7 separate regions of the Homo sapiens genome follow, and regions 1, 2, 3, 4, 5 and 6 are each linked to region 7. A link is a loop called in an ENCODE intact Hi-C map of the cell type or tissue named here. Cell type or tissue: A673. All regions are shown on one strand. Each heading gives the region's core, and the rest is flanking DNA. Links, peaks and the distances in the headings are about the cores only.

What was found. A loop is a pair of places that touch in the nucleus more often than their neighbours do. Peaks named below come from ENCODE experiments on the same cell type or tissue, not always from the same donor. Only the 100,000 strongest peaks of a DNase experiment are listed, where the experiment ranks them.
Region 1: a loop joins it to region 7, with 6 times the contacts of the local background. A loop is called at or near these places in 7 of 110 quality-filtered maps.
Region 2: a loop joins it to region 7, with 8 times the contacts of the local background. A loop is called at or near these places in 27 of 110 quality-filtered maps.
Region 3: a loop joins it to region 7, with 4 times the contacts of the local background. A loop is called at or near these places in 4 of 110 quality-filtered maps.
Region 4: it touches region 7 in a loop (8-fold over the local background); 42 of 110 quality-filtered maps call a loop at or near these places.
Region 5: a loop joins it to region 7, with 2.6 times the contacts of the local background. A loop is called at or near these places in 16 of 110 quality-filtered maps.
Region 6: a loop joins it to region 7, with 2.7 times the contacts of the local background. A loop is called at or near these places in 3 of 110 quality-filtered maps.

The regions. Positions count from the first base shown.
Region 1 is chr1:157,493,797-157,498,097 of GRCh38, reverse strand. No RefSeq gene overlaps it. Among named protein-coding and RNA genes, the nearest start is that of FCRL5, 57 kb to the left of the region's middle. In A673, for the core only: a CTCF peak has its summit at 1,852 (motif pointing right); a DNase peak (open chromatin) is centred at 1,877; H3K27me3 peaks cover 357 bases.
Region 2 is chr1:157,876,334-157,880,634 of GRCh38, reverse strand. No RefSeq gene overlaps it. Among named protein-coding and RNA genes, the nearest start is that of CD5L, 37 kb to the right of the region's middle. In A673, for the core only: CTCF peaks have their summits at 2,206 and 2,407 (motif pointing left); a DNase peak (open chromatin) is centred at 2,374; H3K27me3 peaks cover 117 bases.
Region 3 is chr1:157,768,787-157,773,087 of GRCh38, reverse strand. It overlaps FCRL2 (Fc receptor like 2), which reads left to right. Exons shown (of 12, transcript NM_030764.4): 3 at 2,422-2,679; 4 at 2,938-3,222. Among named protein-coding and RNA genes, the nearest start is that of FCRL2, 6.2 kb to the left of the region's middle. RefSeq lists an enhancer at 2,274-3,473. In A673, for the core only: a CTCF peak has its summit at 2,445 (motif pointing left); DNase peaks (open chromatin) are centred at 877, 1,247 and 2,427.
Region 4 is chr1:157,578,144-157,582,444 of GRCh38, reverse strand. It overlaps FCRL4 (Fc receptor like 4), which reads left to right. Exons shown (of 12, transcript NM_031282.3): 7 at 801-914; 8 at 2,097-2,124; 9 at 3,593-3,675; 10 at 3,903-3,971. Among named protein-coding and RNA genes, the nearest start is that of FCRL4, 18 kb to the left of the region's middle. In A673, for the core only: a CTCF peak has its summit at 2,058 (motif pointing left); a DNase peak (open chromatin) is centred at 2,054; H3K27me3 peaks cover 402 bases.
Region 5 is chr1:157,368,217-157,372,517 of GRCh38, reverse strand. No RefSeq gene overlaps it. Among named protein-coding and RNA genes, the nearest start is that of LINC02772, 95 kb to the right of the region's middle. RefSeq lists a silencer at 2,406-2,475. In A673, for the core only: CTCF peaks have their summits at 2,228 and 2,429 (motif pointing left); a DNase peak (open chromatin) is centred at 2,417.
Region 6 is chr1:157,702,874-157,707,174 of GRCh38, reverse strand. No RefSeq gene overlaps it. Among named protein-coding and RNA genes, the nearest start is that of FCRL3, 4.3 kb to the right of the region's middle. In A673, for the core only: no CTCF peak of the experiment used is centred there; no DNase peak of the experiment used is centred there.
Region 7 is chr1:158,122,621-158,126,874 of GRCh38, reverse strand. No RefSeq gene overlaps it. Among named protein-coding and RNA genes, the nearest start is that of SMIM42, 3.6 kb to the left of the region's middle. RefSeq lists a silencer at 1,626-1,795. In A673, for the core only: a CTCF peak has its summit at 1,704 (motif pointing right); a DNase peak (open chromatin) is centred at 1,684; H3K27ac peaks cover 1,491 bases.

The DNA.
Region 1 (4,301 bases), core at 74-4,073, 630 kb after region 7:
TACAGACCTGAGAATGGGGTTAACAAGACAATTCTCATTAAATGAAGGAGGCAGCCTAATAAATTAAGGGGATCATGATGGCTCTGGATTCCAGGCTTTCCAGAATTGGGAAAGATCAGATGCAAATGATTTCTGCATTTTGATTCTCAGCTATGATTCCCCTGGACCTGAGCTGTTTGTGGCAGGTGCTCTCTCCCTGGGCATGTTGTGCTGGGGAACCTGACCATCCTCTTCATGTTTGATTTCTTGCCCATGTGTGACCTGCCTAAACTTGACAAGAGTTTCCTTGGAATCAAGTGACACTGCAACCTTTTTGCCTGAGAGTGTGCTGACTTTTGAGCCAATCTGGGGAACCTCTGGCAACACTGCAGAGCATAATTGAATGAAATTCCAGGCATTCCATTTGAAGACAGGGATGGTCTGTCTGGAGACACAGGTGGGTCTAATATCCTACAAAGATTGGAAGGGTTTTGTGTGGCCTAGGAATGATGACAAGTTTGTGGGTCATAACTGTGACCACCATCTAGAGACACACTCTAAGAACAGAAGTTGAGTGTGCAGGCTCTGCAGACAGATGCCCAGTTCTGTCACTTTCTAACTGGGTGTGCCTGGACAACTTATGAAAAGTAGTTTCACATCTTTCTAAAATGGAAATATGAATATATTAATAGTACCTACACTAAGTCAGCAGGGTTTGCAGCAGAGAAAGCGTTTAATGATCACAGGGCACTGAGTGAGGAGATAGAAGAAGATCCTCAAATCCATCTCCCTGAGAAGTTCTGGGCTGGGGTTTTTAAGGATATAGTGGAGGGTGAGAGGCCAGAAAATTGGTGGTGTTGATTGGTTGGGGTAAGGGGGGAGAAATAATCAGCATTTGGAAACTGCATATTTTGATTATTCAGCAGCTCCTGGGATCATTCAGACCCACTGAGTCAGTAGTTTCATCAGTATGCAAGACCTGAAGGGATATCTCAAAGGGAAAACATAACATTTCAAGTTGTTATTTATAGAACAGTTGATAGGAACTATAATCTTATAAGAGGATCTACATGATTCTGAGGCCATAGGCACCAAACAACTGTGGGGAAGCAGTTAGAGAGCAGCAGACCTCATGATTAGTGCTGAAGGTGCTGCAAGCTCGGTTTATTTTCACTTCTCCCCTCTTCCTCTCCCTGTCCCCAATCCCAGGATTCAGAAAGACAATTATGAGAATGCAGAGGTGTTGGTGCCTCTATGATGCTGCAAGCAACTTTTTCAGGATGGCCTTGAACTTGGGTGGGAAAGCAGGCATGGTAATGGGAATGGGTCAGGCACAGGCTGCTGAGGACAGAGCATTGTAAAGACCATGATGACCTTTAGAATTCTGTAATCAGTGGATTTGACCATTCATAAATTGCCTGAAGTTCTGTAGCACGTAGCAATTCATAAATTTACAAATATAAAAAAATTGAATTGTGTGTTCTGTGAGGTTGGTGTGATGTAGATGGCTTAGCTAGTGAATGAGCCCAGCAGGCTGCCAAGTGATCCTAAAGTCATGGCTTAGTGGCTTTTGTGGTGTACATTGTTGAACCACTCTAATTGTTAGAAATGTCTTCCTGAAAACTTTCTCACTCTAAAAGTCATCATTAGTTTCTACATTCTGTTCCTAGTATACGAAGTGTCATTCCCTCCTCCATAAAGTTGCTTCAAATAGCTGACGAGTCAGTGTGGAACAGGCCAAAATGGGAGACACCAGGGACTGGTAGGCCCTCATTTCAACACCTCATCAAAGGGATCCAGAGGCTTATCTAAGGGAGAACCTGTTTTTCTTTGAAATCGTCCACCATTCAATGAAGTTGCAGTTCTTGCTTGAACCACTAGGTGTCACTGACACTATGCGTGGCTGACACTAGCGTGAGGGCTGAGAATGAGTCCCCTGTTAAAAGTGAAACATCATGCCCTTTGAAGCCCAATTTTGACTTAAATTGTTTTATTATCACATTACTCAAAGGCATACAAACACAAAATCTATATAACGTATTCTCAAAACTATAAAATTAAAAGTATAGAAATAGAAACAAAGCAATAAAATTCAAGTTAATATAATGTACTAGGTAATGTTATTTTACTGGAACTAAATGGGTAATTTGGACTTTTTAACATCACTAATGTGCATTCACATCTTTTTGGTCTACTGGTCATGTACTTAAGTCTATTTACTGTACACATGATGGATCATCATTTGAGTAATTTTTAAAACTCCTACTTAAAAATTAGCTATTTTAAAAATCATCAACCCATCCTTTTAATATGGCAATACATTGAATAATACAACTCCAATAATTCAATTCACTTATACCCCATTTTCCACAATCCCTTGCTGTATTGATTCATTGTAATGTTAATTACCTTTGAAATATTTCCCTAAAGGAGTTATATATAAACACAAACTATTGTAGTAGCTATTAATATTTTCTTTGTGTCCTTCAGTGAATGAGAGCTAGCCAGACCTTGGGGAGCAGAAACTACCAGGTCTGCTCCATCCTTCCTGACACCGCCACCAGGTGCAACTTGGGTCAAGTGGTGCAGCTGCTTCACCCCTGCCCTGGAGGCCCCTGTAGTCTTAAGGCCCCAACACACCTGCCTCCACCAGCTTTGTCATCAGAGGCAACATACCCCAGAACCATCAGCTGCTGACACAGGATCTCAACTATGAGGCCAAATACGTGGATTACCCTCCCTGCCCTGCCCTGCTCAGCTCAGCTCAGCCATCACAGGTCTGGACCTTCAGGCGTGAGCTCTGAAAGGAGTCTTAAGCAGAACAGCATCATATCCTGGGAGCACAACTGGGAAGCTGGGAATCCATGTGTGGGTTCCATCCCTCCCTAGCCTCTGCAAATTAACATATAAGGAGAAGAGTCCCATTAATTCACTCAAGCTACCAGCTCTTTCCCACAGTGGTGCTGCACACACCAAGAAATGTGAGGATGTGGCTAGGCATCTGTTAGAAAAATTTCCAAATATTCCATTGTAATTACAGGTCTCTCTAACATCTACAGTGGGAGCTGATCTGCATTAAGTAAGCATCTCAAGAGTGAAGAATGGCTCAATTCCAAGTGAACCCAAATCTCAGCCCTATAACAGCCAAGATACCCTGCTCTGCCTTTTGTTTCAGGAAACAAACTTTGTAGTTTCTGCAAAGCTCTTCATCCTTACCCCAGAAGGGTTTGCAATGAGCATGCTGTTTCCTTCCTTTCTTCCTTTCTCTCTTTCTCTCTTTCTTTCTTTCTTTCTTTCTGACAGAGCCTCGCTCTATCACCCAGGCTGGAATGCAGTGACATGATCTCGGCTCACTACAACCTTCGCCTCCTGGATTCAAGTGATTCTCCTGCCTCAGCCTCCTGAGTAGCTGGGATTACAGATGCGCACCACCATGCCTGGTTAATTTTTGTTTTTTTAGTAGAGACAGGGTTTCACCATGCTGGCCAGGCTGGTCTAGAACTCCTGACCTTGTGATCTGCCCACCTCAGCCTCCCAAAGTGCTGGGATTACAGGCGTGAGCCACTGCACCCAGCCCTTGCTGTTTTCTTTAGGCTCTGCTCCCAGAAATAGTAACACAAATAATACTGGTTACCAAGGCGGTAGGTCTTTCAGAAATTAAAATACACATGCACACTCACAGACATGTACATCAATGGGGTACTACCATCACTGGAAAACACTGCATAAGCCCTGGACATTGACGTGAAGTGCAAATGTTTCCAACAAATTCAGAGAAAGACCGCAGAAACTAAGCTTTCAGAATATAGCTACCCACAGTCCAGCCTCTCAACCCATCTGTGTCTACACAGTAGCTAAGCAGAGAACATCAACATCAACATGTGTCTCTCTCAACTTAAGTTCCAGGGGGAAGATGCAAATAGAAAGGGGAGACATGGTTTGACTCATGATATCATCAGAAAAATGACAGACCAGGCCAGACTGTCCCCCATTCCCATGTAAGAAGAAAAACAGTACGTGAATCTAATATGCAGTTGTAGAAAAGTTAAAATTTTTCTCTAAGAAACACAAGGAAACTTTGTTAATATACTTTAAACTGATGAATTGTACTGGATGTAAACTGGACCTCAATAGAAGCCATCAGCCCCTGAATCACACTTGCTCCCTCCTATCTCAGACCTTCTCACACACCACTCCCTCTGCCTGGAATGTCACGTCCATTTCCTCCCAGTTCCCAGCTCCTTCATACTACATCTGATCTGCAGTGTTTTGCTTCTCAAGCATTTATCGTTTGTAATTAAAGATTATGTGTGTCAGTTATT
Region 2 (4,301 bases), core at 209-4,208, 250 kb after region 7:
ACTCCCTGGGCCTTTAGTTCATTGAGATGTTGCCCGAGGCTGCTGAAATCCCTGGACCATTAATCTTATACTATAGTATCCTCCCCTGGGCCTTTGAATATCCCCCACTTTGTACCAGATTGCCCAAAAACTATTATTATGATATGAAAAACTTTGGGAAGCACTGACTGGAAATATACACTTTTTGTACTTTGTCCTTTGTCAGCTAAGAAGGGTGTTTCTCCTCCACAGATTGTGTTGGAGACACATGGACACATGTTTAACTTCTGATTCTAGTGCAGGCAGATTCTCTAAGGCTGAAGCAGGGTGGGGTTAAGTGACCTGAAGGTATGTATCAATGCTGGTCATCAGAATCTGGAGGCAGCAGATTTTTTAAAATGTGTTGGAATGTGTTGGTCTTCTTGGAAGCTCAGGGAGACTAATTTGCTCTCTTCTTCTTTTTTTCACCTTCCACCTGCTATATACCTTTGCCCATCCCTGCCACATCCAATTAATTGAGAAAGACTTCTCTAGTTACAGCGCGCGTTGGTGCCTGATTGGAGCAGTTGATATCCATCAAAAGTTTTAGAGAGAAAAACTGGCTAAGAACAATTAATAGTTAATCTTACTTTTAAAGTTCTTTTATATCATAGTTTCCAAGGTGATAGCTCACTGATTGCCAGCTTATTACTTTCTATTCCTTGTTGGGAATTGGGAGCTACCAAGACTTATCAAAACAAATCTATAAATAATTCTTTTGGATGGGTTACTCCTGTTGGGAAGAACTAGGCCATGGCATATTCCCTCTATCATTTGTTGAATCAGGTTTGCCTCAGTTTTGCAGTACTTTATTTTTCTTTAAATCCTGTGGCTGCATCCTATGTGTACAGCTTCTATAATGATTTTGGCTATAAATCAGATGTAATGTTTATGATAGCCTCTGTTACCTTATGTCACAGTGCACTGCTTCAAACATCTTGGTAGATTTTGACATTTATTTTCCTCTTAGGGGTATATTTCTAAAATGGGATTACTGAGTCAGAAAGAATTTGAATAGATCTTATCATATATTGTGAAATTATTTTGCTAAAAAACTACCATTTTTCAATGCCATGAGCAATATACTTATTTCCAAATGACCTACTACAATTGCATTTTATCCTTTATGCTTACTTTTGTTAATTTAACCACACTGTGCCCAGAAAAATATATAAATATAAATATACAGCCTTTTCTCCTGTTTCTCTTTATAAATAGAAATCTTTGCTTGCTCCGTTCAGTGTCTGGACATGATTGAGATAATAAGAAGAAAACTAGAAGCTGAGAATGAAGTGATTAATTTCCATGAGAAAGGGCACAGAAGTAGCTGCAAAAGAAAAATATTTTAAGCAAAAGAGAGGAGGTTAGAAATAGGAGAGGAGGTAATGGAAGAAGAGAGGTAGGAAAACTAGAATATTGAAAGAGATTTTTAAAGTGTGTTGGAAGTAATAGGTGCTGTGGTGAATGCATTTTTGAGAGAAAAGGTGTAAAAAAAAGATACTGAGGAAATTCAGTTTTGTGTCGTACAATAAGATTTCTTCTTTTCTAATATAGTTAGGAAGGAGGTAACTTTCACTAGGACTACCACACTCTGGCTTATGGCATAAATAAGTAGGAATATATCCTCATCATATTATGTTCCTCAAAATACTCCCCCGATCCCGCACAAAATTAGAGATATTGTGAAGAAAACTGTGACATCTTAATAATGCCCATTGAGGAAATAATGCAGTTTCAACCTGGGTATTTCGGATGGAGAACCAGACTTAGAGCATTAGGTGAGTTCATTGATATGGAAAAAAAAAATAACTCCCTACAGGTCAGACTTTCTTTTTCTTTCTTTTCTTTCTTTTTTCTTTTTCTTTCTTTCTTTCTTTTCTTTCTCTCCCTCTCTCTCTCTTTTTTTTTTAAAAAAAACAAACCACAACTTCCATGAATATCCAATTTCCCAATAAATTAGAGTCTTTCCTAGAAGGAGAAAATCTCTAGGTAGGCTCCTGCCCTATACTAGCACCTAAGACAGGGCCTTGTAGGGACTGAATGACTGTTGTGAGGCATGCCATTAAACAAATTTTGGAACCACAATTAGAGGTCATATGCTACCATAAATGAGAAAAACTCATGGGGGTTCTAGTAGTGGTGGTAGAGAAAGACACAAAGTTATGAGCACACTCCGGAAGATTGCAGGTTGATCAATCTGGGAGGTACATTATTGGAGATTAAATGAGATCCTGAAAGGTCCAGGTGATGCCGACACTGTTCCCCATGGATGGCACAGACTTGATCACAAATCCAGGACTTCACAGGATTTGAGAAGGCAAGGATACCCTAGGCACTGATCTTAGTTATGGAGAAGAGTGACATCTGGTGGCACTCGTTAAGAAAGAAGCTCTGTGAACATGCCATCCTCACTTATCAAGAGGCATGATATAGGCAGATGTTCCTACGATAGCAGCCAGATAGATCTGTTGATGTATTTGCCATCAGGACTGTTAGAAATTTCCAAAATCTAAAGTTCTAAAAAGAATTCTGGCAAACATTTGTAGGCTGAGCCAGGTAAAATCACTCCAAAGGGCGGCAGGGAGGAGCCAGGCAAACCAGTAAGAACAAAATATTATCAAGATATCAAGGATGAGCATAAACTTTGAAGTTGCAAGGGTCCAAAGTGACCCAATTAAATTTCAAAAACCTCTTTGAAAAGATTACAATAATTTCCCTGGATAAAAAGTTGGCAGGGACAAAAGCAAAAGTATTTTATATTCTGTATTTCCTCTATCCTTGTCTTTTGTGGAAAATTCCTTGTTTGTACTGCTCAGTTGGGCTGATTCGTATAACCAAAGGAGAGTATCAATGTGAGGTTTGGAGTGTATTTGAGGGTGGCTTGGAGGCACACACAAGACTTTTCAGATGCTTACAGTTTAAAACAATACTTCCAAATATAAGTTTACAAGAATGAAAATTTAACAAATATTTTGAAAAGGGAATTTTTAAATAGCTTAGTTAATTAAATTTCCTAGACATTTTCAACTGCATTTTTATTTTTATTATTTTTTATTTTTATTTTTATTTTTATTTTATTTTTATTATTATACTTTAAGTTCTAGGGTACATGTGCACCATGTGCAGGTTTGTAACATTGGTATACATGTGCCATGTTGGTTTGCTGCACCCATCAACTCATCATTTACATTAGGTATTTCTCCTAATGCTATCCTTCTCCCAGCCCCCCACCCCCCAACAGGCCCCAGTGTGTGATGTTCCCCTCCCTGTGTCCATGTGTTCTCATTGTTCAACTCCCACTTATGAGTGAGAATATGCAGTGTTTGGTTTTCTGTCCTTGTAATAGTTTGCTGAAAATGATGGTTTCCAGCTTCATCCATGTCCCTGCAAAGGACATGAACTCATCCTTTTTTATGGCTGCATAGTATTCCATGGTGTATATGTGCTGCATTTTCTTTATCCAGTCTATCACTGATGGACATTTGGGTTGGTTCCAAGTCTTTGCTATTATGAATATTGCCGCAATAAACCGCATTTTTAAATTTAATGCACTGTATTTGATTTCCTTTTCCAGCAAATTGTCTAACAAATCTTCTCATGTACTTAAGTAATCACAAATCAAATAACTTGCACTTATAAATAGGGTGACTATTAAATTCTCAATTATGTTTACAAACTGAGTACATTTCTCTTATAAATTTTAACTTCAAACCACAATTCTATTGAACAATTTTTTTTCTCAACCATCCAGTGGTATGGTTTATTTAATTGGTCACTTATGAGGCCATGTCATGAAAATAGACAGATGTGCTGTGATTTCTCTAAATCAGTGGTTAGGAGATAGATAGAGCATCATCAGGGTGGGCTGGTATAATTACATGCTGCTACTAATAATGCTTGCCGTGTTTTTAACCAAAGAAGTTTCCTGTCAGAGGCTTGGAGTTCTGACACTCTTAGTTATGATACTTGTTTCTCTTAACGGTCCTTTGCTCTTCAATGTTTAATGCATTTGGCAAGTTGTTTGCTGTGCATACCACTGCGCATTTTTCTAAACACTGAGATAAGGTTTTTGCGCTTACTGAATTTGGTTATTCTATTCTTTGTTATACTAAACAGAAAAATGAGAGCTTGTATAAATTATTAAATGAAGAGGAAAAGGAGAACCAAAAGGAAGAGAAACATAAAAAATAAGAGTCATCGATTTAAGATTATCATATTGAAGCCATGGAGTATTATGAAAACATACTCTCTTCAAGAAAATATGCTGATAATTTAGAGTATTT
Region 3 (4,301 bases), core at 72-4,071, 350 kb after region 7:
GAGGGTACCACTTCTACTTCTCGGGCAGAAGGCAAGGGCTTTTAAAGGGGGACTTGGTGTGAACAGCATGCAGGGGAGGGAGCGAGGTGGTGCAAGTCTACATGACTTGCTTTGGATGTCATCTGAAGTGATTTGGCTTGGCACCAGTGTGGGCAGAACTAGGTTGTAAATTGAGGCACTCTTCTGGTGAGAGAGAGTTCTAGAGGCACCTGGTTTGCTTTGAGTTTCTGTCTCTGGAACCTCTTAAGTAAACACATAGCTAGATATGCTTTCAGTGCAAGGAGTGGATGATGGAGAGAAGGTAAAAATTATAAGTGCATGAAAAAGGTAAAAATACTTCCTCTTTTTTTCTTAGAAAAATGGGATACTTGGTTACAAAACCAAAGTCCAAAGAGTAAAGTGCTTTGTCCAGTATCACACAGCTAATAATAGTAGACTTGGATTCAAAACAGTGTGATCTGGCTCTTCACAACTAGGTTAAACGTTGTGAGAACTGAAATCAATCAGTATCTCCTGGTGGTGACGATGACTCTCTCTGGCCGCAAGTTCACTTCCAGGCCTCCGAGCTTTAGCATCTCTCCCCAGTGGATTCCTCTCAGAGCTGCAAGCCGGCTCACCCTGCTGCTCCCACTTGCTGGTCTGCTGTTATGGACTCAAGATCATCCACTCCTCACTGCTCTCCATCCTTTGGCTTGCTCTTGGGGCAGTCTGCCTCTTACCATGCAGTGTGAGGATATGAATAATTCCTAACGACCAACTCAAAGTCTCACTTTGTCAGTGGCAGCCAGAGCCAGTGAGGCTGCCTGTCATGCCCTTTGCAACAGTGTCTCTAATCATGACTCGTCTTCCTATCCCCAGTGGTGTTCTCTACAGGAATCTTTCCTGTTTGTGGAGGAAGACTGTATCAGTGGTTTAAAAGTTGGCTTGATTCCGAGTCCCACGGTGGCGTTTCCATGAGATCTAGTATCCATTTGCAAAGGAGGCCACAAATCTTGAATTAAGTTAATTGTTTCTCCAACCAACCTTTTCTGCCCTGCTAAATATATATATATATATATAATCAGATTGTTCCCCAATGTCTAACAAGTAATTCTGGTTCTGCTGAAATAGCCAGTAGCGAACCATACATTTTGCCAAAAATTATACCTCCAAATGCCACAGATTTCCTGTGGCTTTTTGGCTGTAGCTCTGCAGTAGTATTTTATGAGTCACCACATCTCTTATTTTATTGACTTCTGCTTCCTTCTACTACACATCTGACAGTCATGATACAATTGAATAGTGACAGGAAAGATTTTTATTTGAGATATAACTTAATTCCTTACTTTGTGGTCAGAATCCTCTACTATAATCATAAAATATGAAGATGTCATAGACACAAAACATAGTCTGGTACCGTAAATAAATGAAGTGACGGGGTCAAAATTAGAGAACCTGTGACCAATCTAAGGAAAACAACCTCTGGGGAGGACATTTGTCTTTGGCAATAGCTTTTTTCTTTATATGATCAGTCTCTAGGAACTAAGCCTTGGATTAAAAATAATCTCTACTTCACTGAATGGATGAGAAAAATTTTCTGAAGGCATTCAAGTGGAGAATTCAAGTAGATAATTAAAGATACTGGATCTTATTCCAGTAACAGGCATATTCCCAATAATCTACGCCACTTGATGGTTTTATCTGGTGAGGTAAGAAGAGGGGATGGGACCTGAATTTATAACACAGTATAGAGCTCTGAGGGCTGGATGACAGCATGGAGGATGAAAAAATAAAGTGCCCGCTAAGGACAATGGTTTCCCTGTGTGGTGTCACCGATGGAGAAGGCTGAAGATGAGGTGTTTATCAGAACACTCCTTCATGAACATTAAAAAACCATGTTTACCTTGACACCCCTGCAATAGACTGAATGTTTGTATCTCCCTCAAATTCATATGTTGAAACCCTAATCCCAGTGTGATGGTATTTGTAGGTGGGGCCTTTGGGAGGTAATAAGGTCATGACGGTGGAACCCTCATGAATAGGACTAATGCTTTTATAAGAAGAGGCCAGAGAGTTAGCTGATTAGTTTTCCATCATGTGACGGTAGAGCGAAAAGTTGGCAGTCTGCAGCCCAGAAGATGGCCGTCATCACAACCTGACAATGCTGGCACCCTGACCTCAGACTTTCAACGTCCAGAATTGTGAGAAATAAATCTCTGTTATTGATAAGCCACTCAGTTTATGGAATTTTGTGATAGCAGCACAAGCTAAGATATCCCCTCAGGAAACATGGGATGAAACTCTCAGTAATTAAGGCATGGATTGGAACTTCCATCTTGTTTAAAGAAGTAGAGGCTATGCCTGAGACCACCTCACTGCCAATGGAGTCTGTCTGGGTTCTCTGCAGAAATGGCAAATCCGGTTTCCCTCCTTCTCTTCCAGATTCGCTGACCCTTGTGGCGCCCTCTTCTGTCTTCGAAGGAGACAGCATCGTTCTGAAATGCCAGGGAGAACAGAACTGGAAAATTCAGAAGATGGCTTACCATAAGGATAACAAAGAGTTATCTGTTTTCAAAAAATTCTCAGATTTCCTTATCCAAAGTGCAGTTTTAAGTGACAGTGGTAACTATTTCTGTAGTACCAAAGGACAACTCTTTCTCTGGGATAAAACTTCAAATATAGTAAAGATAAAAGTCCAAGGTAAAACCCTGACTTCTGTGGGATGGGCTGGGTGAGAGACCACGGCAGCAAGGCAGGGTGGGTACTGGGTAGGGGAAAGCTGCTCATGGGCTAAATATAGACGGGAGTGCTTGTGGTTTGATCATCAAAGGAGCCATGATGGGTGAGAGGTGTCTAGCTCTGAATGTCCTGTTTGCTGGGGTTGCTTCTTGCCAGAGGCTTTTCAGCAGGAATCTTAGCTGTCACTGCTTTGGGGACTATTGTGATCCTTCTCTCTAGAGCTCTTTCAACGTCCTGTGCTGACTGCCAGCTCCTTCCAGCCCATCGAAGGGGGTCCAGTGAGCCTGAAATGTGAGACCCGGCTCTCTCCACAGAGGTTGGATGTTCAACTCCAGTTCTGCTTCTTCAGAGAAAACCAGGTCCTGGGGTCAGGCTGGAGCAGCTCTCCGGAGCTCCAGATTTCTGCCGTGTGGAGTGAAGACACAGGGTCTTACTGGTGCAAGGCAGAAACGGTGACTCACAGGATCAGAAAACAGAGCCTCCAATCCCAGATTCACGTGCAGAGCAAGTATCAGTGAGGCTGAGCCTGGAGAAAAAAAGATAGGAGTGTTATAGCTTCAGCTTGGACTACTAGTCTGTTTCTTTGTTCAACTCCTGTCCTTGAGGAAAGTGAAAATTAAGCTAGAAAAACCCTCCAGGTTGCGGCCGGGCGCGGTGGCTCACGCCTGTAATCCCAGCACTTTGGGAGGCTGAGACGGGCAGATCATGAGGTCAGGAGATAGAGACCATCCTGGCTAACACGGTGAAACCCCGTCTCTACTAAAAATACAAAAAATTAGCTGGGCTTGGTGGGGGGCGCCTGTAGTCCCAGCTACTAGGGAGGCTGAGGCAGGAGAAAGGCGTGAACCTGGGAGGTGGAGCTTGCAGTGAGCCGAGATCACGCCACTGCACTCCAGCCTGGGCGACAGGGCGAGACTCCGTCTCAAAAAAACAACAAAACATAACAAAAACCCCTCCAGATTGCTCCTGGCTTCCTACTTCATAAGAATCAGAAATGCACTAAGCCCCTTATAATCTTTCTTTTTTTGTTGTTAGTTAAGTAATATTCATTGATCAAGACTCCATTGATCACTGACTGTATGCCTTGGCATTTAGTAGTGGGTGGGACACTTCAAAAGGCAAACCACCTGCTGTCTAATGGCTCTCCAAATGTCTCCACATGATGAGATTGCAACACAAATTGACTTATTAGAAGGCAATGTAGCATCAGGAAAAGTAGATGTGAATGAACAGAGTGGTCAGAGGAGAAGTTGTATTTGGTTGAACCTTGAAATTAAAAATGATAGAGGAATTATTATTGGGACCGTTGTTAGGAATAATGACTTTTCCACTGCAAGACTGAAGATATCAGTGCCCCTCTATATTCTGTGCAAAAGGTGTCTTTGACTCATCCAAAAAATTGAACAGTTTCCTGTCTCATGGAGATCTATCACAAAGTCTTTAAATATTACTACCCATGAAATTGGCCAGGGTTAGGACATTCAAATGTCTTTATCCACATTCCTGAAGGATAATTGTTATAGATTCCCTACCTCCATAGGAATGCTTATAATGGATTATCTATACAATCTCCACATTCCCAC
Region 4 (4,301 bases), core at 214-4,213, 540 kb after region 7:
CACTACAGGGCACGGTATAAATTTATTTATTTGTTTATGGCTTGTCTCCCCTCCCTGGGTTATAAACTCAAGAGCCGGGACTTTAACGTCTTGTTCACTCTTGGGTCTTCAAGGGTTAGGTCAATGCCCAGCACAGGGCAGCCTCAGTAAATATTTGTTGTATAAATAAGTAAATTGAATGAAACCTCCTTTTCCGTGGATGAAAGGATAGGAGAACGGACCCCATGGAAATATCAAAAGCCCCTAACAATTTATTGATTATGTGTACTTTTCCATCCGTTTTTTTCTCTCCTGCCCTTCAGAGCACACAGGCACAGGCTTCTATGAGGAAGGAGGCTGATGCCATTTCATCGTGGTGTCCCAATGCGGAGCAATCTCAGAGTTACTGTTGGTTCAACTGGTGCCATAATCAGTGGTGCAATTTTCATTCTCTCTCAGGCAGTTTGCTGTTCCTAAGTTAGGTGCTGCCAAGCCATGATCCCACAGTATCTCTCCAGGTGTCTGGGGGCAATTTGCAGGAAGCCAGCTTACCAGAATACAACATTAGGATTTCCCCTAAATTGTTAGTTTCTAAAATGATTCACTGAAGGTAGAGGGAGCTGCTGTTTCCTCTTGCACTCAGGCCCTGGCCCACCCAATGTGAGCTTTTCTGGCCAAAACCTGGCCCAAGATGTCTTTATGAGACCTAGTCCTTTAGATTTTTCTCTCTTCCAGGGCTCGTTACCCAACCAAGCTGAGGAAAAGGCAATCCCAAACCCTGAACCTCTCCACTGAGATTCACACAGGTCCTTTCCCCTTAGAGACCCCAGGCAACAGAGATGGCCTTGTCGCCGCGGGAGCCACTGGAGGGCTGCTCAGTGCTCTTCTCCTGGCTGTGGCCCTGCTGTTTCACTGCTGGCGTCGGAGGAAGTCAGGTTTGTGCTCTTTTCTTTGCCACAGTTCCTGCCCTGTTCCTTCCCCTGAACTCAGCATGCAGACAGCCTTAGTGGCCACCAGGCCACCACTCCCAAGTCTCCACTCCCAAGTCTCCACTCCCAGCGTTCACACACACTCACGTCCGTCCCTTCCTTAAGGGGCAGTTTTGCAAACAGAAGCCATGAATGAGAGCTGCTCATATCTAGTCTGATTGGCTAAGTCTCAGTGAAGGGGAGGAAGAGTGAAATTTTTAATGTAAAGTTCCAAAAACTTTATCTGAACAGTTTACTTAGGCAGTTTCTTTGGTTCATATAGACTGGCCAGTTAGATACTTCAGCCTATCCTAAATCCACCATAAATGGAGATTCAGAATGAACTAAAGGCTCTGCAGAAATGATTGAGAATAAGAGCTGGCTAATTTTATCCTTCTGTCCCCTCAGGGGCTTTTCTGGGTCTGGCTTTTCAGGGGCTTTTCTGAGCAGGCTTGAGCCTGCCATCTGGTGCTCCAGTGGCCCCTCTCTCCTCAGGTCAGCCTCCCCTGCCTCTTGGAGATGGTCTGTCCCAGGCACTGTTTGCTGCGTGCTTCCAAAGACTTCTTGCCTCAGCCCACCTCAGGCTGGCTTTAGATGCCAAGAAACCTGGTGTAGAAGACAGGAGCAGAACCTTTTTCAGCTCTAGAATAATTACCCACATCCTTCAACTCTGTCTCTTAATTCAATTCAACTTTCCAGATTCCTGACAGCACCTTCTGTGTGTCCTGCATTGAACTGGAGGTAGGGAGCTTTGGACCTCTGACCAATTCTCCTTAGTGGGGCTGAGTCAGAGCCCAGTGCTCCTCTGGGCATGGCCACAGATGTTCCTCGAAGTTCACCCACAGCTCACTACTCTCCAAGTGACACTTTTGTTATATGTAATGTTTCCTGAGGGATTTCAACACAGACTTGAGTCTTAATAAATTCTCAGACAATTACATACTTAACTCAGGAGTGTGCAGTCCTGGCCTCAAAAAGTTATATGCTTTGTACAATCTTTTTTTCACCTCATTTTCATGAAAACCCAGGACTGGGCAGGTGTTTGAATTGACTGTCTTGATTACCTCTCTTAGATAGCTCCTGTTACATGAAGTCATTGAGAAAGAGCTCCCTCTGCTGACAAAAATGCGTCTTTGCTTTATTTTGCAGGAGTTGGTTTCTTGGGAGACGAAACCAGGTGAGACCTCAGTTTCTGCCATTCCTTTTTAGTTTCCCGAGTACACAATATGCAAAACTGTGGGGTTATGAAATTAGGTCAAGTTATACCTCTTTGGCCCTGTGGCTAGATACTTCCATTTTCACACTCCATGAATTTGTCAAAAATGAAGCTTCCTAGAACTTTGCTTGTCAGCTAATAGTTTGCAATACATGCAAAATAATAGATTTCTTATTTGATCTTAACCTACTCATCTAAATGGATAATACCAAAGGTTATAAAGTACAGAATATTTCTTGTACTATAATTAAGTTAGACAATGTGTTACTATAATTATGCATACAATGACTAGAGTCTAGATTTTCTACAAATGTTCTAGGTTTTCCAGAGAACTCTATGTTTCTAATAATCTTCTTTTTGCACCATACACGCATATATACTCATTAAACGTTATGTGCTTAACTTCCATTTGGAAAATACTGTCATCTTCCTCCTTCTATGTCAGTGTCTCAGTCTTAGGTAAGGAATAAGAGTGTGGATTATGTCTAATTCCTTCTTGGATTGTACAGACATTACAATGTAAAGACATTTTATGTATGTATGTATGTATGTATGTATGTATGTATGTATGTATGTATGTATTGTCACCCAGGCTGGAGTGCAGTGGCACGATCTTAGCTCATGGCAACCTCCGCCTCCCAGGTTCAAGTGAGTCTTGTGCCTCAGCTTCCAAAGTAGCTGGGATTACAGGCATGAGCCACCACATCTAGCTAATTTTTGTATTTTTAGTAGAGACCAGGTTTCACAATGTTGGCTGGGCTGGTCTCAAACTCCTGGCTTCAAGTGATCTGCCCGCCTCGGCCTCCCAAAGTGCTGGGATTACAGGTGTGAGCCACTGCACCAGGCCAACAGTAAAGTAAAGACATTTAATCACTACTTCCTGATGATGAAGAAGCCATTATGTATATATTTGAGACAGGATCTGGCTCTGTCACCCAGGCTGGAGTGCAATGGCATCATCTCAGTTTCCTGCAGTCTTGACCTGCCAGGCTTAAGCAATCCTCCCACCTCAGCCTCCCAAGTATCTAGGACTACAGGTGCATGTCACCATGCCTGGCCAACTTTATTTTATTCTGTGTAGAGACAAGGTCTCACTATGTTGCCCAGGCTGGAAAGCCAGTATTTTTTAACCAAACAAGAGTAATCATTCTGACTATGAGACGATGATTGTTACGATGATGTCAGAGACTCCCTAACCTTGTTTCCAGGCAGCCTGTCCATACCACAGCTCCAGGGTTTTTTTAAAAAGAACAGTCTCACTCTATATAGACCTATTGAAACTCTGATTAAACCATTCAGGCTTTCCAGTTCCCTACTGGCTGCTGACTTTCTCCAAATCCTCTTTCTCCTCTGCCGCTCTCCCTGGGTATCTCACTCTCCCGCATGTTACAGTGTTCCAGGGATTATTATGTGTTTCTGTGTCTCACAGGCTCCCTCCCGCTCCAGGCCCAGGAGAGTCCTCCCATTCCATCTGCCCTGCCCAGGTGGAGCTTCAGTCGTTGTATGTTGATGGTGAGGATTCCCTTCTAGGAAGCTGTTCCTGGCCTCAGCCATGGAAAGATAATGCGCTTTCAGCCCTGGGAAATGCCCCTGGACTCCCTAAAGTGTCCCAAATCCAGATATTCCCAGATAATTGTTCCATTATGTGTCCAAGAAGAGTGGAGATGATGCTTAGGAAGAGGCATCTGTAGCACTTTAATACTAACAGGAACAGCCTTGAAAATGTCTTTTCTTTCCAGTACACCCCAAAAAGGGAGATTTGGTATACTCTGAGATCCAGACTACTCAGCTGGGAGAAGAAGAGGAAGGTACGTCTTTGGGAAGAGATTCTGGCTGCAAACTATATTCATTCATTCAACAAATATTTACTGAGCACCTCCTATGTGCTAGGTATTCTTGTAAGTATGGGAAGTCAATCAGTAAACAAGGCAGACAAAAATCCCTGCAGTGGAGAGCTTAGATTCTAAGGAGGGAAGATAGGCACTGAAATACACACAGTATACTTTTGCTGATGATCAGGATGAAAATTAAGCATCCTTCTGATAGATATTGTGATCATTATAGTGTATGTACTAAGGTCTCCCTTAGGTCTGAATGAATAAATGTTTGTAAAATGTCTACTATGTGGTAAGCATTGT
Region 5 (4,301 bases), core at 76-4,075, 750 kb after region 7:
AGAGGGAGTGGTGTGTGAGAAGGTCTGAGATAGGAGGGAGCAAGTGTGATTCAGGGGCTGATGGCTTCTATTGAGGTCCAGTTTACATCCAGTACAATTCATCAGTTTAAAGTATATTAACAAAGTTTCCTTGTGTTTCTTAGAGAAAAATTTTAACTTTTCTACAACTGCATATTAGATTCATGTACTGTTTTTCTTCTTACATGGGAATGGGGGACTGTCTGGCCTGGTCTGTCATTTTTCTGATGATATCATGAGTCAAACCATGTCTCCCCTTTCTGTTTGCATCTTCCCCCTGGAACTTAAGTTGAGAGAGACACATGTTGATGTTCTCTGCTTATCTACTGTGTAGACACAGGTGGGTTTAGAGGCTGGACTGTGGGTAGCTATCTTCTGAAAGCTTAGTTTCTATGGTCTTTCTCTGAATTTGTTGAAAACATTTGCACTTCAGGTCAGTGTCCTGGGCTTATGCAGTGTTTTCCAGTGATGGTAGTGCCCCATTAATGTTCATATCTGTGAGTGTGTATTTTAGTTTCTGCAAGGCCCACCAACTTGGTAACCAGTATCATTTGTGTTACTATCTCTGGGAGCAGAGCCTAAAGAAAACAGCAGGCGGCTGGGCGTGGTGGCTCACGCCTGTAATCCCCATACTTTGGGAGGCCAAGGTGGGTGGATCATGAGGTCAGGAGTTCGAGACCAGCCTGGTCAGCATGGTGAAACAACATCTCTACTGAGAAACAGAAAATTAGCCAGGCATGGTGGTACACACCTGTAATCCCAGCTACTCAGGAGGCTGAGGCAGAAGAATCAATTGAACCCAGGAGGCGGAGGTTGCAGTGAGCTGAGATCATGTCACTGCACTCCAGCCTGGGAAATAGAACAAGACTCTGTCAAAAAAAAAAGAAAGAGAGAAAGAGAGAGAGAAAGAAAGAAAGAGAGAGAGAGAAAGAAAGAAAGAGAGAGAGAAAACAACATGCTCATTGCAAACCCTTCTGGGAGAATTTCTTGAGTAAGGATGAAGAGCTTTGCAGAAGCTACAAAGTTTGTTTCCTGAAACAAAAGGCAGAGCAGGGTATCTTGGCTGTTGTAAGGCTGAGATTTGAGTTCACTTGGAATCAAGCCATTCTTCACTCTTGAGATGCTTACTCAATGCAGATCAGCTCCCACTGCAGATATTAGAGAGACCAGTAATTACAATGGAATATTTGGAAATTTTTCTAACAGATGCCTAGCCACATCCTCACATTTCTTGGTGTGTGTAGCACCACTGTGGGAAAGAGCTGGTAACTTGGGTGAATTAATGGGACTCTTCTCCTTATATGTTAATTTGCAGAGGCTAGGGAGGGATGGAACCCACACATGGATTCCCAGCTTCCCAGTTGTGCTCCCAGGATATGATGCTGTTCTGCTTAAGACTCCTTTCAGAGTTCGCGCCTGAAGGTCCAGACCTGTGATGGCTGAGCTGAGCTGAGCAGGGCAGGGCAGGGTGGGTAACCCACGTATTTGGCCTCATAGTTGAAACCCAGTGTCAGCAGCCGATGGTTCTGGGGTATGTTGCCTCTGATGACAAAGCTGGTGGAGGCACGTGTGTTGGGGCCTTGAGACCACAGAGACCTACAGGGCAGGGGTGAAGCAGCTGCACTGCTTGACCCAAGTTGCACCTGGTGGCAGTGTCAGGAAGGATGGAGCAGACCTGGTAGTTTCTGCTCCCCAAGGTCTGGCTAGCTCTCATTCACTGAAGGACACAAAGAAAATATTACTAGCTACTGCAATAGTTTGTATTTACATATAACTCTTTTAGGGAAATATTTCAAATGTAATTAGCATTATAATGAATCAATACAGCAAGGGATTGAAATATTTGAAACATTTTTGAAATATTTCAAAGGTAATTAGCATTATAATGAATCAGTACAGCAAGGGATTGCGTAAAATGGGGTATAATTGAATTGAATTGTTGGAGTTGTATTCTTCAATCTATTGGCACCTGAAAAGGATGGGTTGATGATTTTTAAAATAGCTAGTTTTTAAGTAAAAGTTTTTAAAATGACTCAAATGTTGGTCCATCATATGGGTAGTAAATAGACTTAAGTCCATGACCAGTAGACCAAAAAAATATGAATGCACATTAGTGATGTTAAAAAGTCCAAATCACCCATTTAGTTCCAGTAGAATAACATTACCTAGCACATTAAATTAACTTGAATGTTATTGCTTTGTTTCTATTTCTATACTTTTAATTTTATTGTTTTGAGATAAGCATACGGTGTCTAGATTTTGTTTGTATGCCTTTGAGTAATGTGATAATAAAACAATTTAAGTCAAAATTGGGATTCAAAGGGCATGTTTGACTTTTAACAGGGGACTCATTCTCAGCCCCACACTAGTGTCTGCCACGCATAGTGTCAGTGACACCTAGTGGTTCAAGCAAGAACTGCAACTTCATTGAATGGTGGACGATTTCAATGACAAACAGGTTCTCCCTTAGATAAGCCTCTGGATTCCTCTGATGCGGTGTTGAAATGAGGGCCTACCAGTCCCTGGTGTCTCCCATATTGGCCTGTTCCACGCTGTAGCTCTTCAGCTATTTGAAGCGACTTTATGGAGGAGGGAATGACACTTTGTATACTAGGAACAAAATGTAGATACAAATGATGACTTTTAGAAGGAGAAAGTTTTCAGGAAGGCATTTCTAACAGTTAGAGTGGTTCAACAATGTACAGCACGAGAGCCACTAAGCCATGATTTTAGGATCACTTGGCAGCCTACTAGGCTCACTCACTAGCTAAGCCATCTACAATACACCAACCTCAGAGAATACACAATGCAATGTTTTTGTATTTGTAAATTTATGAATTGCTACATGCTACAGAACTTCAGGCAATTTATGAAAGGTCAAATCCACTGATTACAGAATTCTAAAGGTCATGATGGTCTTTCCAATGCTCTGTCCTCAGCAGCCTGTGCCTGACCCATTCCCATTACCATGCCTGCTTTCCCACCCAAGCTCAAGGCCATCCTGGAAAATGTTGCTTGCAGCATCATAGAGGCACCAACACCTCTGAACTCTCATAATTGTCTTTCTGAATCCTGGGATTGGGGACAGGGAGAGGAAGAGGGTAGAAGTGAAAATAAACCGAGCTTGCAGCACCTTCAGCACTAATCATGAGGTCTGCTGCTTTCTAACTGCTTCCCCACAGTTGTTTGGTGCCTATGGCCTCAGAATCATGTAGATCCTCTTTTAAGATTATAGTTCCTATCAACTGTTCTATAAATAACAACTTGAAATGTTATGTTTTCCCTTTGAGATATTCCCTCAGGTCTTGCATACTGATTAAACTACTGACTCAGTGGGTCTGAATGATCCCAGGAGCAGCTGACTCACCAAAATATGCAGTTTCCAATTGCTGATTATTTCTTCCCCCTTACCCCAACCAATCAACAACCCCAATTTTCTGGCATCTCACCCTCCACGATATCCTTAAAAACCCCAGCCCAGAACTTCTCAGGGAGATGGATTTGAGGATCTTCTTCTATCTTCTCACTCAGTGCCCTGTGATCACTAAACTCTTTCTCTGCTGCAAACCCTGCTGACCTAGTGTAAGTGGTCTGTTACTGCACAGCGGTCATAGAAACCTATTGGCCCTATAACAGTAGGTACCATTAATATATTCATATTTCCATTTTAGAAAGATGTGAAACTACTTTTCATAAGTTGTCCAGGCACACCCAGTTAGAAAGTGACAGAGCTGGGCGTCTGTCTGCAGACCTTGCACACTCAACTTCTGTTCTTGGAATGTGTCTCCATATGGTGGTCACTGTTAAGACCCACAAATCTGTCATCATTCCTAGGCCACATGAAGCCCTTCCAATCTTTGCAGGATTTTAGACCCACCTGTGTCTCCGGACGGACCATCCCTGCCTCCAAATGGAATGCCTGGAATTTCATTCATTTGTGCTCTGCCATGTTGCCAGAGTTTCCCCAAATGGGGCCAAATGTCAGCATGCTCTCAGGAAAAGGATGCAGTGTCACAAAGAAACTCCTGTCAAGTTTAGGCAGGTCACACAAGAGCAGGAAATCAAACATGAAGAGGATGGTCAGGGCCCCCAGTACAACATGCCCAGAGAACAGAACCTGCCACAAACAGCTCAGGTCCAGGGCCTATGGCATGGAGACCACGAAGCCAGGCACCTGATTCTAAGGAAAGGCCTCGAATCATGGCTGAGAATCAAAATGCAGAAACCATATGCATCTGATCTTTCCCAAATCTGGGAAGACTGGAGTCCAGAGGCCTCATGAT
Region 6 (4,301 bases), core at 193-4,192, 420 kb after region 7:
TCTATGTCCCTGGAAAGGACATAATCTTGTTCCTTTTTATGGCTGCATAGTATTCCATGGTGTATATGTACCACATTTTCTTTATCCAGTCTATCATTGATGGGCATTTAGATTGATTCTATGTCTTTGCTATTGTGAATAGTGCTGCAATGAACATATGCATGCAAGTATCTTTATAATCAAATGATTTATGTTCCCTTGGGTATATACCCAGTAATGGGATTGCTGGATCAAATGGTATTTCTGCCTCTAGGTCTTGGAGGAATCACAACACTGTCTTCCACAATGATTGAACTAATATATACTCTCACCAGCAGGGTATAAGCTTTCCTTTTTCTCCACAACCTTGCCAGTATCTGTTGTTTTTTGACTTTTTGATAGTAGCCATTCTGACTGGTGTGAGATGGTATCTCATTGTAGCTTTGATTTGCATTGCTCTAATGATCAGTAGTGTTGAGCTTTTTTTCATGTGTTTGTTGGTCACATATATATCTTCTTTTGACAAGTGTCTGTCCATGTCCTTTACCCACTTTTTAATGAGGTTGTTTTTTATTTTTTTCCCTTGTAAATTTGTTTAAGTACCTTGTAGATGTTGGATGTTAGACCTTTGTCAGATGGTTAAATTGCAAATATTTTCTCCCATTCTGTAGGTTGTCTGGTCATTCTGATGATAGCTTCTTTTGCTGAGCAGAAGCTCATTAGTTTCATTAGATCTCACTTGTCAATTTTTGCTTTTGCTGCAATTGCTTTTGGTGTCTTTGTCATGAAATCTTTGCCTGCGCCTATGTCCTGAAGGGTATTGCTTAGATTTTCTTCTAGGGTTTTTATAGATTTGGGTTTTACATTTAAGTTCTTAATCCATCTTGAATTAATTTTTGTATATGGTGAAAGGAGGGGTCCAGTTTCAATTTTCTGCATATGGCTAGCCAGTTCTCCCAGCATCATTTATTAAATAGCGAATCCTTTCCCCATTGCTTGTTTTGGTCAGGTTTGTCAAAGATCAGATGGTTTTAGGTGTGTGGTCTTATTTCTGGGCTCTGTACTCTGTTCCATTGGTCTATGTATCTGTTCTTATACCAATACCTTGCTTTTTTGTCACTGTTGTCTTGTAGTATAATTTGAAGTCAGGTAGTGTGATATCTCCAGGTCTGTTCTTTTTGTTTAGGATTGTCCTGTCTATTTGGACTCTTTTTTGTTCCACACACATTAAAAAAATTTTTTTTTCTAATTCTGTGAAGAATGTCAATGGTAATTTAATGGGCATAGCATTGAATCTATAAATTGTTTTTTCATGATATCAGTTCTTCCTATCCATGAGGATGGAATGTTTTTCCATTTCTTTGTGTCATCTCTGCTATCCTTGAGTAGTGGTTTGTAGCTCTCCTTGAAGAGGTCCTTCACTTCCCTTGTTAGCTGTATTCCTAGGTATTTTATTCTTTTTGTGGCAATTGTGAGTAGGAATTCATTTATGATTTGGCTCTCTGCTTGTCTACTGTTGGTGTATAGAAATTCTCATGATTTTTGCACTTTGATTATGTACCGTGAGACTTTGCTGAAGTTGCTTATCAGCTTAAGAAGCTTTTGAGCTGAGATGATGGGGTTATCTAGATATAGGACCACGTTATCTGCTAACAAACATAGTGTGACTTACTCTCTTCCTGTTTGAATACCTTTATTTCTTTCTCTTGCCTGATTGCCCTGGCCAGAACTTCCAATCCTATGTTGAATAGGAGTGGTAAGAGAGGGTATCCTTGTCTTGGGCCGGTTTTCAAGGGGAATGCTTCCAGCTTTTGCTCATTCAGTATGATATTGGCTGTGGGTTTCTTATGCCCTAGGATGCAAGGTTCAACATATGCAAATCAATAAATGTGATTCATCCCATAAACAGAACTAAAGACAAAAGCCACATGATTATCTCAAATGCAGAAAAGGCCTTCAATAAAATTCAACATCTCTTCATGTTAAAACCTCTCAATAAACTAGACATTGAAGGAACCTATGTTAAAATAACATTTTGTGTCTTTCTTTTCCATTGAATCTATTCAAAGCATCTTGATTTTCACTTCCTCTTTGAGTGAAGTGCTCCTGACACCTCAGCTCTGAATTCAGTGAGGGACCTCTTATGTGACACAGCATCTACTCTCTCAAGTGAGCAGACCAACCTCTGCTTGATATGGAATTGTACTGGCCTAAGAAGACTGTCTCCTAGGGAATATTTTCACCTTGTACTTACATTTAGTTCAGTTAGAAAATATAACTGACCAGGTGTGTTTCCTCACACCTGGAGCCCCAGCACTTTGGGAGGCAGAGGTGGGTGGATTGTTTGAGTCTAGGAGTTCAGGACCAGTCTGGGGAGCACAGCCCCATCTGTATATGAAAGAATTAAAAAATTAAGCCACCTACAATAACTATGTAATCATGTCAGTAATTGTTTAAATGTTTTCCACCCTTGAGCCAAGAGAATGCCACATGAATTCAAGAGTAATCCATCCAGTTTGCTGCTTGGACCTGAAAGCAGGGTGAGATTTGGGGTGACTGAGACATGGGAAGCTTTTCTAGGCTTCATTCTAGCAATTTAAAACTAGATTCTCATTGGTGTTTTGTAGCATACAAGGAATCTTGGAGCCAAAAATATTATTCCAGTCACCAGTGCCTAAAAATGCTTTAGAGATTTCTATTTTTGCCCCTCCCTCCCCCCAAAAAAAACAAAACAAAAGACTATCTGCTTCAGCTATGACTACCTAGAAAATGTGACTGTGCCTACTGTGGGCCTCTGTTGAACCATCTTGCAGCCCCCAAAGTTCTGTTGCCAGGCAGCACTTGTGTCCTTCCAAGCACTTACTGCCCATACGTAAGCCCTTGCCTTGTCTGTCCCTGCTTACAAGGGCTTCGCAGCAATCTTGAAGGCCCTCACAAGTTTCTTGTGCCTTTTGCTTATTGACATTCATGGGTACAGTCCTGCCTCTATAGAAACAACCACTGACCTATGAACAAAGCCACCACAAGTCGTGTCACAAAACCATATGCCCTAAGACTGCAAGCATCTTGCCCAGGCTCAGTAGTTAAGTATAAAAGGTGGCTCAGAATAGGCCTCTACAATCTGGAAAATGCCCGTCTCTCTTACTAAACAAATCCCAAGGCTGAGAATGACAGGATCTCTTCCCACCAAAAGCCTCTCCTTGTAAATATATAGCTCTCATACATTTGTTCTTTTGTTTTTAGTTCTTTTACATCTAAACCCATGCCCCAATTGTTTGTGTCTCTGAAAATTTGCTCTGGAACTTTAGACTCCCTCACTCCCTCCCCACTTAAATCTCCACACAGGGGAAGGCGTATACTTGTTCATAAACCCTTCTGCCAGTAGAGTTGCATCCAGGGGGAAGAGCATGGAGTTAAGTTTAGCATGGGGCCAGGTGCGGTGGCTCATGCCTGTAATCCCTGCACTTTGGGAGGCCGAGTGGGTGGATCATGAGGTCAGGAGATCGAGACCATCCTGGCCAGCATGGTGAAACCCAGTATCTACTAAGAATACAAAAATTAGCTGGGCGTGGTGGCACGTGCCTATAGTCCCAGCTACTCGGGAGGCTGAGGCACCAGAATCGCTTGAATCCAGGATGCAGAGTTTGCAGTGAGCCGAGATTGTGCCACTGCACTCCAGCCTGGGCAACAAAGTGAGACTCTTTCTCAAAAAATTATAGTAATAATAATAATAAGTTTATCATGACTCAATTATTCTTCCCAAATTTACTGATCACATAAGGCACGTCACTTCTTCCAGGATGGAGTGAGTTAAGGAGCAGAAGGAGGAACAGGAGTAGGAGTTGCATGCACATGGAAGAAAATAGATGTCCCCCCAACACAACCATTCATTAATATATTCAGGCAAATGAAAAGTTATTCTGTTCAATTAGATTTGGCGTATTTAGCAAATAAAAATATGGGACTCCTAGTTACATTTGTATTTCAGATAAACAGTGACTACTTTTTAAATGCAATTATATCCTGATATGGCTCCATGTCTCCACCCAAATCTCATCTTGAACTGTACTCCCATAACTCCCATGTGTTGTGGGAGGGACCCAGTGAGAAATAATTGAATCCTGGGGACAGTTTTCTCCATACTGTTCTTCTGGTAGTGAGTAAATCTCACGAGATCTGATGGTTTGATAAGGGGAAACCCATTTCGCTTGGCTCTCATTCTCTCTTTGCCTGCTGCCATTCATGTAAGATGTGACTTGCTCCTCCTTGCCTTCTGCCATGATTGTGAGGCCTCCCCAGCCATGTGGAACTGTAAGTCCAAT
Region 7 (4,254 bases), core at 1-4,000:
TACAATCATGGAACTGTGTTTGGCCACTGGAAGAATAAGTCACTCGGGGTATGTGGCCATGCACTCTGCATCTCAAAGCATGGGTCACTCTTTCACCCCCACTTTAGCCCATAGAAATTTGGAAGCTTGGTCCTTTGGTGCTGTAGAGAGGCTAGGGTTGCTACCAGACCCAAGGGGAGTCCACCCCAGTGAGGGCTCTCACCTGCCTCCTGGAGTGCCTGTTGCCAATGGTGGCGGTGGGTGTTTGTTTCTGTGGTTGACCAGCTTTGGCAGAAACAAACCACCAAGTAGCTGGCAGATGAAACTGAAAAGCCTCATGACTGAGAAAGACATAGCCCGGTTGCCTCTGACAGCTGAGGCCCTCTTTATTAAAAGCCACCAGCATTCCTCCCAAGCATGGTGTGCTTGGAAAATAGTGCATGCTAGGGGTGGGATGGGGAGTGGTGTCTTGACATGAGTGGGCATGGGTTCCATGCCTTTCCTTGTTGGGGAGGAGTTCCACCAAAGGTCTGTGCATGTCTTAGAATTGGCAGAAAGATCTTCAGCACTCCTAACACTCTTCAAATCTTTCTTTCCTATCATGCAGATGCCTCTATTCACCCAGCAGATATTTACTGAGCTCTCACTGTGTACCAGACCCTGTCCTGGATGCTGGGATACAAGAATAGCAGAAAGGTGCCCATCTTCTCTCTCCTAGAGCCCATACAGCACAGTGAGAGAGACAGATGTTAACGAAATAACCGCATACATGATTTTTTAATTATAAATGGAGAAAAGTGCTCTGAAAAAGGAATCTGGCTTTATGAGAGTATATATGAAAGGAATCTGACCTAGACAGAGAAAGTTTACCTGAGGAAGTAATGCTTGGGCTGAGAACTGAAGGGTGAGTGAATGAGAAACAGGTGAGGGGCAAAAGAAGGGCCAGGCCCCCCGGATAGAGAGACAGCACCGGCCAAGGCCTGTGAAGGGAGCAGTCAATGGGATAGAAAGATGGTCAGCAGTTCTGGAACACAGAAATTGAACACAAAAATAAAGCATTATGAGGCTGGAGACATAGGTGGGACTGTATCTCACAGAACCCTGGTGGGCAGTAATCACTGGTGACTGAGCTGTGGAGGGGGGATGGGGATAGATCTCTAAGGCTCCTTCCAGCTGGTGCATTTCTGCACTTACTAGTTAGGTGCATGTATTAAAAGACTCCTGGCCAGGCGGGCGCGGTGGCTCATGCCTGTAATCCCAGCACTCTGGGAGGCCGAGGTGGGTGGATCATGAGGTCAGGAGATTGAGACCATCCTGGCCAACATGGTGAAACCCAGTCTCTACTAAAAATACAAAAATTAGCTGGGCGTGGTGGTGCATGCCTGTAATCCCAGCTACTCTGGAGGCTGAGGCAGGAGAATCTCTTGAACCCGGGAGGCGGAGGTTGCAGTGAGCCGAAATCGCACCGCTGCACTCCAGCCTGGCAACAGAGCAAGACTCCGTCTCAAACAAAAACAAAAACAAAACAAAAAAAAAGACTCCTGGCCCAGATTGTTTCACACTTCCCAGAGACTCAAAGTTCCCCTCCTCCCATGGAACTCAAAGCCATTTCCTTCCATCCTCCAGGATTTAGTTACTCCCCAAACTCCTCAAGCCCCGCCTACATTCTTCTGTTTCTATTATTCAGACTTAAGGACAAACCGGCCAGGCTGCACTGTAAGCTTATGGCCATCAGATGGCAGCAAAACATCAGCAAACCTGGTCCTTGTAGCACCCGCAAAGGCAAAGGGACTCAGCTGGATAGTCAGTCCCTCCCTCCACCTCCATAAAGGCCTATAATCAAGTCATCCACAATAATGGGAATCTCTTTTCCAGAAGTTCTCCAGGGTTGGAAATTTCAGAATTTTAAAAACATGTGTTATATATTGAGCATCAATTATACACTGGTTCTTAACATATGGTATCTTTTTGCTACCTAGCTATGCTGTGAAAAGGGCATTATCCCTCCTATACAAGGAAAATTGAGGCTCGGAGCATCAGGGAGGCTGGTTATCTGTTCAAAGGCTCATAGCAGAGCCTGAATTCTTTTCCTCTCCCATGCTGCTCCCTGCATTCATCATGGAATAAGACATTTTCAGCTTCGAGGAAGCTCTTCTTTCTCTATCAGAAATCATTTTGCTCTAAAATGCTGCTGGCATTAATTTATAGTATTCTCTTTAGGGAGATGCTCTGCCAGGGGTGCCTTGTGTCTGCCTCCCTTACCTCCTATGGCTTTTCTCCAACACCCTCCAAGAGGTCTGTCGGCAGCTCCAGCTCCTGCACCTGTAGGCATCAAGTCAACAAGCACTGACCATCATAAAGCAGCCAGTGAGCAATGGGTGGCAGAGAGAAGGTGGTGAAGAGCAATGAGATGTTAATCCCTTCTTTGAGGAGCTTTAGTTCCAGATGTGGCTAAGGGCTTCCCTTGGACTAACAGCAGCCACAGGTGGTTTCTGAGACAGGCCAAGGATGGGGTGTTGGCATTCTAAAGCCTGAAGGGTCCTTGTGGGCTAGGGAAAGCATCCAGAAGCAGCTGCAATGTTAGGGAAACAGCTAGCATAGACTTAAGAGTGGAAGGGAATTCATGAGGCATGACAGGGGGGCAGTGAGCCAGCTGCATGACGCATGCAGGGAAACAATGGGGAGTCAGGTGAGAAAATAGCACTCGCCTATGGTAGAGACCTTGAATATCAGGCTAAGGTGTTCAATTTCAAGCTAGAGGGAGCCAGGGAAGGAAAGTGACACATGAAATAAACACTCAAGGTTAATCTGGCATGGTTGATGAATAGGAATAGGGAAAAATTAAGAAGATAGGCTACAATGCTATAGTTTTATCATAAAGGTTTCCAAAGTTTTATCAAAAACTTTCCAAAGTTCCCTAATTACCCTTTGGTAAGAAATAGGGAGAAATTAAGTCAAGAAGATAAGTTAAAATGCTATAGTTTTATCATAAAATGTTCCATAGTTCCTGGTTCTTTCCTGTTTCTCTGACTTTGCCTGTTTATATTTTCCACCTGAACTGCCCTTTTGTAAATATTTCTCTGCTCAGTTTTTTGTTTTTTGTTTTGTTTTGTTTTTGTTTTTTGAGACAGAGTCTCACTCTGTTGCCCGGGCTGGAGTACAGTGGTGCCATCTGGGCTCACGCAACCTCCGCCTCCTGGGTTCCAGTGATTCTAATGCCTCAGCCTCCCAAGTAGCTGGGATTACAGGCGTGCACCAAAACGCCTGGTTAATTTTTGTATTTTTAGTACAGATGGGGTTTTGCCATGTTGGCCAGGCTGGTCTTGAACTCCTGATCTCAGGAGATCCACCCACCTTGTCCCCCAAAGTGCTGGGATTACAAGAATGAGACATGGCGCCCAGCCTGTTCAACAGTTTTTTAAGAGTGTGTGTGGAGAGGTAGAAGTTGAATTCAAAGGGGTCCATCTTCAGAACTTTGTCAAAAAGCAGGCGATACCAATAAGGACCTTTGCTGACTCCCATCTTCCTAACTTGGAGCATCAGCTGGCTGGGTCAGTAGCTGAAACAGGTGATGCCACAAATTGGGGGTGGGGTGAGAAACCTAGAAAAGTTTGGGAGTCACAGAGCTGTCTTCTCAAGCGATTGAGAGATGCTCTCTAACTGTTCCAGCCCACTGAAGCTCAAAAACTGTGGATTCCCTAAGTGGGCAGGGGCAGCAGCCATAGAATCAGCACTGCCCAGAGCTGCCATCATCCAGACAGACTCATGGAGTGCCAGAGCCAGAAGCTCCTTGGCCCACCCGGAACTTCACTCTCACTTTACACAGGCCTCTGGTGCCCAGGGGTAAGTGGGGGAGGCCTGAGTGTGGAGGTGTGTTTCAGAGAAACTGGGAGTGGAATGCTGGCTCCACCCTTCATTCATACCAGCTGTGCATCCACAGCAAATTACCTAAGCCAGTGGTTCTCAATGTATGGTTCTGGGATCCCTAAGGATACCCCAAGACCCTTTCAAGGGATCCATGAAATGGAAACTATTTTAATAAAAATATTAATATGTTTTTCACTCTCTTTCATGAGTGTACAGAAGAGCTTTTGAAAGACTACATGTTGCATTTTAAAGAGATTTGCAAACATGTAAAACACTGTTATTCTTCTTTCCAAATATGTTATTTCTGTTAATATATAATAAGTTTATCATAGTTATTTTTACATAAAATAAGTATTTTTTAAAAGTTTAGTGTTAGTTTCTAACAAACTGAAGTTCCTTGGGGTCCTC